Linked DNA regions of Mus musculus: region 1 is linked to region 2. A link is a loop called in an ENCODE intact Hi-C map of the cell type or tissue named here. Cell type or tissue: heart. All regions are shown on one strand.

The links. A loop is a pair of places that touch in the nucleus more often than their neighbours do. Peaks named below come from ENCODE experiments on the same cell type or tissue, not always from the same donor. Only the 100,000 strongest peaks of a DNase experiment are listed, where the experiment ranks them.
Region 1: a loop joins it to region 2, with 3 times the contacts of the local background. A loop is called at or near these places in 7 of 42 quality-filtered maps.

What each region holds. Positions count from the first base shown.
Region 1 is chr8:119,061,829-119,066,828 of GRCm38, reverse strand. The region is part of intron 6 of Cdh13 (cadherin 13); the gene reads right to left. Among named protein-coding and RNA genes, the nearest start is that of Gm31893, 6.9 kb to the right of the region's middle. In heart, a CTCF peak has its summit at 2,084 (motif pointing right); no DNase peak of the experiment used is centred here; H3K27me3 peaks cover 661 bases.
Region 2 is chr8:118,279,149-118,284,148 of GRCm38, reverse strand. Cdh13 (cadherin 13) reads right to left here and starts at 538. Exons shown (of 14, transcript NM_019707.5): 1 at 251-538. The coding sequence starts at 295. All of the region lies in intron 2 of Gm51555 (a long non-coding RNA gene), which reads left to right. In heart, a CTCF peak has its summit at 2,332; a DNase peak (open chromatin) is centred at 408; H3K4me3 peaks cover 1,105 bases; H3K27ac peaks cover 559 bases.

The DNA of each region.
Region 1 (5,000 bases), 780 kb before region 2:
TTTCCTATTTGTATACCATTTACTTTATTCCCCATGTCAGGGTTCTAGCTAAGATGTCAGCGACTACGTGGAGTGAGATGGAGATGGGGGACACTTATCCATGTTCCTGATATCAGAGCAAATGCTTTGAGTTTTCCCCCATTTAGTGTAGTACTTAACCTCTATTACATTGACTTACTGTGTGTGTGTGTGTGTTCCTGTGAGAGCACACACAAATGCCTAAGCATGTGTGTGCTATTGTGCATGGAGGCCGGAGGTGAAGGTCGGATGTCTCCCTCGATTGCCCTCCATTGGCTGAGTCACCTCACCAGGTTCTGAGGCATGTGTCTATTTCTAACCATATTAAGCAAAAGAACACAGACTCAGAAAGACACATAGCATGCATGGGTCATCTATCTCATGTAAATGAGATGAAGGTCACACTTAAGCTCACTGTCTCTCTGGAGACATATCAGCGGGATGGGTTCTTGGGTGAACCCTGCATACAAGGAGGATGATGTAAGAACCAGATACTGAGCCCCTGAACTCATAAAGGCTTGGAAAGAAACTCTAGTAGATGAGAAACACGGACTAGATGATACGCGTGTGGCGAATACAGGAGAGAACTTCTCTTTGATATACAGTGAGCTATTGACAGACCAAGCATATTACCTGGAAGTCAACAGCACCCCCACTTCCAGTCAGAGCTGAGCAACAGCCTCAGACGGCGGCAAAATGTGTTCCGGGCCCTGCCAGCCACATGTTCTTGCCCAGTGGGCGTGGCTTCTGTGGCACTGGACTTCTTGGTAAATGTCACTGGATTTGTACTGTTCCCTTTACGCCACCATTTACGTTGAGTGCATAAGTGTGTGTTTGTATTTGTGGTGGACAGATATATGGGAGCCAGGAGTTGGCAATGGCTTCCTTAGCCACTTCCACCCTTCTTTAACTTCTTTGTGAATGACAAGATCTGTCACTGAGCCTGGAACCCACCAACTAGGTTATGCCCTAGGAAGCCCCACGTTCCCACCTTCCCAGAGTGGGGCTCACAGGCACACAGCACCACTCCTAGCTCTTGTGTGAGTGCTGGAGACAACTCGGGTCATCACGCTTGTGCTGCAAGCATTTCGCTGATCGGTCTCTCTGTGCTTTTATGGACCAGCTCTTGCCTCATGGAAGCATTTAGGATTTTTGTCCCCAAGGATTGGACAAACATTTTAGTTGGAAAGGCTTATTATAGAACATTCTAGAGTATTGTAAGAGCAAACCACATTATAGATGATCGTTTTTATTTGAGGCATGTAAGTAGTGATACCTGCTCACAGGGATGCCACTGGCCAGTCTCTGTTCCTGTGGTCAAGTCTGACAAACAGACCCCAGTCCCCTCTAGCACAGGGCTGCGGGGCTGTGGAGGTTCATAACCAGGAGTGTTTTGTGTCTTTTCTCTACCCCACCTGCCATGCATCATTCTCCACACGAGGAATCCTGTCTTCGCATGTTCTTGCCAAGGCCACCAATAACCTTAAGTGATTCTGTCCTGTGTCCTTCCCTCAGAGGCTCCCTGGAGCCTCCCCTGCCTCAGAAAGATGGAGCCAGTAGTCCAGGCCAGCTTCCTCAGGAACATGAAGCCAGCATCCAAGGCCAGGTTCCTCAGGAACACAGAACCAGCATCCAAAGCCAGCTTCCTCAGAAACACAGAGCTGGTATCCCAGGGCAGCTTACGGAGGAAGATATCTTTTCCACTCATTCCTGCCTTCTTGCCTCCAAAAATCCTAGTTATTCTAAAAAAGTAGCAATAACCACGAGGGGCTTATCAACAGTAACAGCGGCCACTGTGCCCAGGCTCACAGGGAGCTAGCCACTCTTTCCAAGCTAAGCACAGAAGACTTGGCACGCATGACCCCTTCAGCACTTCCCCAGATCAACCATCTCCAGTGGCCTTGCCTTGTGCATTATTAGGCTTTCCCGTGGTTCACAGCACACATTAACTCACCGGCGCCATTATCAAGCATATTGTGGCATAAACACTGTTAGATGTTTTGAGGGGGTCGTAGAACAGATTCCTTTCCCGGCTTTCTAAACCCCGTCAATGCAGGTATATGGCCACCAGGTGGCAGTAAAGCACCACTACGGAGATTGTTTTGCCTATCTAAAGGTGGCCACCAAGATCCTCTCCTTTTATTATACACAAAGACACACTTTTGTTAAATGCTTAAGCAGCCTAGTTTAACTCCAGGTAGGGCACGTGACCTAATGACATCATCACCGTATTTCTGATTCAGTTACTCTTCGGGATATGAGACAACTAGAGTCCACGGAGTTTGGCTAGATAGTGGAAGGTCTTCTATCATTGACTCCCACTCCTGAGGGGAGGAGGAGGAGAACGGGGGGGGGGGGGGTGGAAGAGGAAGTGGGAAGGGAGGGGGGAGGAGGAGGACAAAGAGGACAGAGGCACAAAGCAGCTCCGGAGTTAGATGGTTCCTCTCTCCACACTTCCAGGGCTTGGCTTCCCATCTTCTAGATCTAGTGACCTGCCTGTGTCCACTTTCTGCCCCACCCCCACTCCCTACCCTGCCCAAGGCCAGGGATGCCTGAAGACAGTTTACAAAGCTGGAGGCTATGAAGGCTAGTGGTGGAAACTTGCTTCCTTAAAAGCAACTGAAAGTCACACCTCCCTGGTAGATGTTTTGTTCCATGGAAGTTTTTGAGCACAAAGCTTGAAGCACAAAACTTCAAGAAGGAGAGAGGTGCTCTTTTGGGGGCTGTTACCACTGCATACCCAGGGACTGGTGGCTCTAAGCTTGGTGTCTGGCTGTTCTGCAGACCCAAGTCCCTTCCACTCTACTGCCCACCTTTCCAGCTAACACTTCAGGGAAGACAGGCTCTCAAGTCAACACTAAATATTCCTTCCTTCATGAAAACTTGTAGCTGCTTCTTAGGACCTTTAGCTAGGAGATCTAGAAAGCCAACTGTGTTTCTTAGCTAAGTGATGGAGAGCCTGTTCTGAATTCTCATGATAAAAGGAAGGGCTGGGGGAAACATGATTATCTTTATCATCAACAAAAACACACTGTATGTCTGTAGTGTGTGTGTGTCTGTAGTGTGTGTGTGGTGTGGGGAGAGAGAGAGAGGGAGAGAGAGAGAGAGAGAGAGAGAGAGAGAGAGAGAGAGAGAGAGAGAGAGAGAGAGAGAGAGCGCAAGCACTGGGGGTACGGCTCAATGGGCAGGAACATTTGCTGTCAAGCATGAGGCTCCAAGTAGGGATCCCAGCAAACACTAAAAATGCTAGGTTTGGCTGCATGTGCATCAGGAACACAATGTTCCAGGTGTGTGCAGCAGAGGCAGGGGGATCACTAGGGCTTACTGGGTACAACACAGCTCCAGGATGAGTAAGAGACTCCAACTCAAGGGATATGTTAGCAGAGAGTGCTAACATAGCATACCCAAAGTCTTCCTCTGGCCTGCCCAGACACATGCACGGCACACACTTGTGAGCATACACCCCATTTACATATTCACATAGATACCTCCACCATGCTCACATATGCATGTACATAAAAAATAAATACATTAGGAAGAAGGAGGAAGAGGAGGAGGAGGAGGAGGGGAAGAGGAAGAGGAAGAGGAAGAGGAGGAGGAGGAAGAGGAAGAGGAGGAGGAGGAGGAGGAGGAAGAAGAAGAAGAAGAAGAAGAAGAAGAAGAAGAAGAAGAAGAAGAAGAAGAAGAAGAAGAAGAAGAAGAAGATCATTTGTGGGGAGATGTGAACATCACCCCTTCCCTACTGTCAGAGCAGCAAGGGAATTGAGTCCCTGAGTAGGAGATGGAGACCAAGGAGGGAGACTGGACAGGTGAGATTTTAAGGTGTGGTGTTTGTGCATATGTGTGTGTGTGTCTGTGTGTGTGGATGTATCTGTGTGTGTATGTGTGTATGAGTGTGGATGTGTCTGTGTGTACATGTGTGTATGGGGGGGTATATACATGTGTGTGTCTGTCTGTGTGTATGTGTTTTATGTGTCTGTGTGTCTGTGTGTATGTGTGTGTATATGTCTGTGTGTCATGTGTGTGGGATGTGTGTATATGTGTGTATGTGTCTGTGTATATGTGTGTGTGTATATATGTGTGTGTGTGTCTCTGTGTGTATGTGTATTTGTCTGTGTGTTGTGTGTATATTTAAGGGTGTGTATGTGTCTCTCTGTGTGTATGTGTGTATATCTGTATGTATGTGTGTGAGTATGTGTCTGAGTGTTGTGTGTGTAGTATGTGTGTGTACATGTGTGTATGTGTGTGTATGTGTATATGTGTCTGTGTATGTATGTTTGTCTGTGTATGTGTGCTGTGTGTGTCTGTATATGTTTGTCTGTTTATGTGTGCTGTATGTCTGTGTATATATGTGTGCGTTTATGTGTATGTATGTATGTATGTATGTGTATATGTGCATGTGTGTCTGTGTGTATATGTGTGTCATGTGTAGTGTGTATGTGTATGCTGTGTCTGTGTGTCTGTGTGTGTAACATGTGTGGTGTGTATATGTGTGTGTGTTGGAGAGGTGATGGAAGATGAAAGCAGGAGATAATATTTTGGGGGCAGAATGGGACCAGCAAAAGAGGGTATGGGTGTAGGCAGGGACAGTGGGGAGAGGAACAGGAACTTTAATATAAAGACCGACAGGCATAAGCATGCCATCATGAAGCCATTAGTTTGTATACTAACTAAAAATTACTAACAGAATAAGAAATAAAAAATGCCTCGGACCTTAAAACAAACAAAAGAAAAAGAATCCCTGGGGTGGGGGCAGCAAAGCCTTAACGTAGCTTCATCTATCCCTTCAATCCCAGGCTGCCGCTGTCAGCCTTGCAGAAGTAGAAACTACCTGCTTTTAGTAGACCGTGGCACGGGACATCGAGGTGCATTGTGGGAGGCATTGTCTACTCTGCGGCAGAGAAGCCTCACTGATTTGGAAACTTGGATCTGTTCCCGTGCACCGTGTCTTCGATCTCTGTCTCCTGGGACTTGGGCTTCTA
Region 2 (5,000 bases):
ATGAGCTTACACGCGCACACACACACACACACACACACACACACACACACACACACTAGCCGGCAAGAGGAGCCAGGCTCCTCTAGGATCGGAGCTGAGGGTGACCTCGCATCTGAGCTAGCCGGGTATATCTGCACGGCGGCTAGCAGAAGCCCCGCGTCCCTCCGATTGCTTCTGGCCATCACCAAGCAGGGCGATCTGAATGCAGAAAGCTGGTGGGAGCGCGCTGACTGCGGCTCACATTCCCTACCTGGGACAGCAGGACGCACAGGGTGAGCGGAGTTCTCGGCTGCATCTTGCCCGACTAGAAGAAGCGCCTGGCGGCGTTTGCATTCACACACGCGGCTGCACTGAGCATATTTTCCGTGGGAGCCAGCCTTTGAGGAGAGGCTCTGCCTCGCCAGCCAGCCAACTTCCCAAATAGATCAGCGGCAGCATCGCGAAAGCATTGGGTAGCGGCTGATGACCAGGACCAATGGCTTTACAAGACGGATTCCTTCATAACGCTCCCTCGTTTTGCATGGCAGATAGGGGCGAGCACCTCGCAGGGAGAGCCCCCTCCGAGCAAGGAGGCGGCACGTTGGCTTTTTTTTTTTTTTTTTTTTTGACTCCTGGTGCCCAGCCTCACAAATCAGGCTGGGCAATGCCAACTGATTCCACTTTCCCTAGGAACTGGAATTGCACCCGGGACCGGCAGCCACTTCTAACACATTGCGAAAAAAGATTCTCTTTATTAAAATGTTAATAAGATCCACTTTATTCCCAATAAATCACATAAAATGACCCCCGCAGCCGCAGCCCTCTATGCCCTAAGAGTCTTGCTGGTAGATTTCTTTGGCTTTGTTTTTCGTTCGCCCTCTCCCCCTCACCCCCCCCCCGCCCCCATCGGCCCCCAAAGTGGCTCAGCCACCGGTGGTGTTTGGTGTTTTTCTGCCATCACCACAAATCACAGAGTGGACAGATCAATTCTAGCTTGCAGGAAAAATCCATCAAGGAGCAATAGATTTTATTAACTGCTCAGGTGAGGGTGGGACTGGCCGACACTCCACAAGCGTGAACCAAAGCCAGAGTGAGTCATGGCTTGAGAAAATTCTGTTTTTCCCCCTTTGGATGTGACCTTTCAGAGTCCCTGAGCTATTCCCAAGGGCTCGAAACAGTGCTAGCCATGGCTCAAGGAGTCCTAGAGTTGGGGAGTGTTGGAGATTAGAGAAACAGGGACACATAAGGCGGTTCTTCCCTCGAAGAGATCTAAAGCTAAGGCAGGAAAGTCCTTATTTTCGTGCAGCTTTCTTCCTGAGAGGACTTATGGGTTTTACAATAAAAGGCATTTATCCATCTGAGATAGAAAACTTGGACCGCAAAAAAAGTTTATAAAACTAAAACGCTAACTTCCAACTACAACCGAGTTGCTGTGATTTGGACAAATGAGCTTCCTAGTAGCCAAAGCAATATGAAAAAGAAAATGAATGCCATTTTTGTTGTAGAAAATGTGTATAAGTAGCCGGGCAGTGGTGGCGCATGCCTTTAATCCCAGCACTTGGGAGGCAGAGGCAGGCAGATTTTTGAGTTCCAGGCCAGCCTGGTCTACAGAGTGAGTTCCAGGACCGCCATGACTACACAGAGAAACCCTGACTCAAAAAAACCAAACCAAACCAAACCAAACAAAACAAAAACAAAAACAAAAAAACAAAAAAAAAAAATATATAAATGAAAAAAAAGAAAGAAAGTAAAGAAAATGTGTATAAGTTACATTCAATACTGGTATCAATATATCACGTGGCATCTGTCACAGCGAGACACTGAGCAATAGGCCAGTGGGTTTGGGAAATATTTCAACTGCCAGCACAGGGCCTGGGATGATGAGACAGTGATTGGTATGTATCAAAGAGCAGATAGCTAAGTCAATCAAGAACTAGCAGACGGTAAGGAGGACCCTAGAGTCTGGAACTGAACTAGCCTGCTGACACCCCAGCTCTTTATTCAGAGCAAGTTGCCCAGACTTTGAGTCTCCATTTGTCTCCTGGCTAAAACTCCTAAGGTCACACTGCGGATTCAGCGGCACCTCGTTGAATGAGCACCTCACCCACTCAAACTGACATGCTTTCTAAAATTCCTCCCTTGTCTGCGCCTTGGCCATAAGGTCACTGCATGTGATTCTCCCCCACCCCCACCCCCCAAGGGCCTTCGTGACAATGCTTTCATGTCTGGTGCTTGGTTGTTTTAGCCAACTACACACATTACAGATAGCAATGCCATCCGGAGAGCCCACAGACGATATTGAGGAAACCACTGCCTCATCCGTTCTCATCTGATCGCCTAAATAGCGCCACCTGCCCTGAGAATTTCATAAACATGTCCTGTAGTAGATGGCATTCCATAAAGAGGACAGTGTGAGAGCCATGTGTACAGAAATCCGTCCCCCACATTGCTGCTCAGAGATAGCAGACAAGCTTGGAGTCTACAGAGATCCAAATAAGGATATCTGAAATCTCTCTATTAGTCTCTATTCCAGGAAAACCGTCATCTGGTCAACCAGAGGCCAGCTACCCTGAGACCAGAGGTTAGCAAATATAGACAAGGAGACAGGAAGAGGGGACAGCTCAGCTCAGAGGATGGGTAATCAAGGTAACAGTGCACTGGTAGAATCGAAAGGTCTTCCCTTATCTTCATAACAACAGCCTTGCCCAGGGAGGCCACTCATTGAGTAGGGAGGGTCCTAGATACCCTTAACGACAGTTGGTGTCCTGCCTTTATACTTTGGTCAGCCTTCATGCGCTCTCCCCAATCCATCATCCTTAGTGTCTCTCGCAAAATGTACCTAGGCTTCTGCCTTCTAAGTAAATGTCAGGGCTAGACTTGTTTCCAATTGGGGTGTAGCACGTGACCAGATCTAGCCAAGGAGCTGTGATTGAGAGTGACATGTGTCACTGCAAGGCTGGGGTGTTTGTTTCATGGCCACTGTCAGACAGGCTGGTTTGTTTCCCTGGTAATAGGGATCAGAAGCATTTGTGCAAAGTGCCTTTACTGGGGAGTATTCGCAGGTAAGCATCTGCAGGAAGACAGTGTAGAAACAGATGTGAAGAAAGTGTAGTCACAACAGAGGCCCTGACCATCCCAGAGCCCCCAGCTTAGAACAGCCCTTCAGACTTTACCCTGGTGGTGTTAGAGTTTTACTGGTTTTTGTTTGTTTGTTTTGTTTTTAGATTTATTTATTTTATGTATATGAGTACACTGTCACTATCTTCAGACACACCAGAAGGGGGCATCGGATCCCATTATAAATCCCCAGGTCTATGGGTTTGTTTTAGGTTTTGGTTTTTTTGTTTTGTTTTTTGAACTAATTAAGCCATTAGTTAGATTTATGCCTCCCACCACCACCACCCCCAAGTCATGAGTGAGATGATTTGGCTTGGCCAAGAGCAGTTCTCTAGTCTGATCTCAAATCCATCACACACATGCATAGCTGAGGTGATGGCCTAAGACACAGATGGCCCTACAGGTTTGATGGTTTCAGCAAAGACAGGTGCAGCTTGTGAATTGGAATCTTGACCATCCCACGCTAGCATCCCTGGGTTTCTGTTCTGGGAGCTTCGGCTCTCCAGAAGGAAAGCTCCAGTTGGGTTTTGACTCTAAGGATGTCTGTTCCTCACTATTTCCTTGCCTCTTCTTCTACAAACTCACCAATGCTTGGAAGAGTTGTGTTCTCAAGTCTTGAGGTATTCCTAAAAACACTTGGGGGACTCTGGCTCTCTAAGCTTAAAATGGTCAGAAGAGTCTTGCCAGCAGGCTAAGGGCTGGGGTGGGTCCTGCAGGATCCACCTACATTGAACTAGTAGCTTTGACACTCTGAGTCTCAATTTCCATTCAGTAGAATGGGACTCCTAACATGGTTACACTCCAAGAATGGCTGCAAAGCCCAAATATGATTTGGTCCCTTCTCCCCCCACCCCCACCCCCACCCCCGGTCCATCCCCCTCCATACTCAGAAAATGTGATTTGGTCTTAAAACATGGGATGGAGTTTTGTTCAACCAAGACAGAAAATAAATCATTTCCTTCTGATGATAAAAGGCTTCTAAAAAGAAAATCTATTTTTTCTTTTGTTTATGTGGTTCCACTTGTTTTCCTTTGGGGACCCTAGTGGGGAACTTTCCACTGATGGATTGATCAATGGTGGCCAATACTGCCCAGTCCTGAGAGCTACAGCTCTCTACCTGTCCCCACTCTGCCTCCTCTATGCCAGCCCTCAGCAACCACTGTAACGGATGGAAAACTGTCTTTAGACCCTTTCAAGGGACTTCAACTTGGCCGGAGAAGTGACAGGTCATCTAACAGCCAGCAGCTGCCTCCTGTGAGTGCCAGGGGTTGGGACTATTTCCTCTGCTTGGATGACGTGGCTGAATACATTCCAGAGTGAAGAAATGGCTGTGGATGTGTGCATGCTTGTGTGTATGTGCACAGGAACATGGGATATGTGTATGCATTTGCACACGTGGATGCATGATAGCAATAGGTGTATAGTATAGCCAAGATACATTTTTCAAGTTTTGCCTGGACCATTGTTGGTAACAGAATAATGGCAAAATAAATAGGCACTTTTATGAGAAGAGACAGCTCAGAGTGACTGGAGGAGGCTGCTGGATATAATGGACATACTAAGGCAGAATGGAAGGAAGTCTATGCTACTAGTCAATGAGTCTTGATACTAACCATGCTGTCAGCCTAAGATGGCACACGATCTTTCAGTTCTCTTTGGCCAGGGAATCACCCACTTTTCCTAAGCTAGAAGCCTGTTCTAGACTTCTTCAGAGCCCTCTGTGACACTCAATATCTCACTCCAACCAGCATCTCCTGCTCTACCTTGAACTTGGCTATGGGACTGGTGGGGGACAAGAAACAATGGCAGGCCAGCCAAGTCCAAGTCTCAAGAGGCCCTCTCTGCTTCAGCGTTCTCTCTCTCTCTCTCTCTCTCTCTCTCTCTCTCTCTCTCTCTCTCTCTCT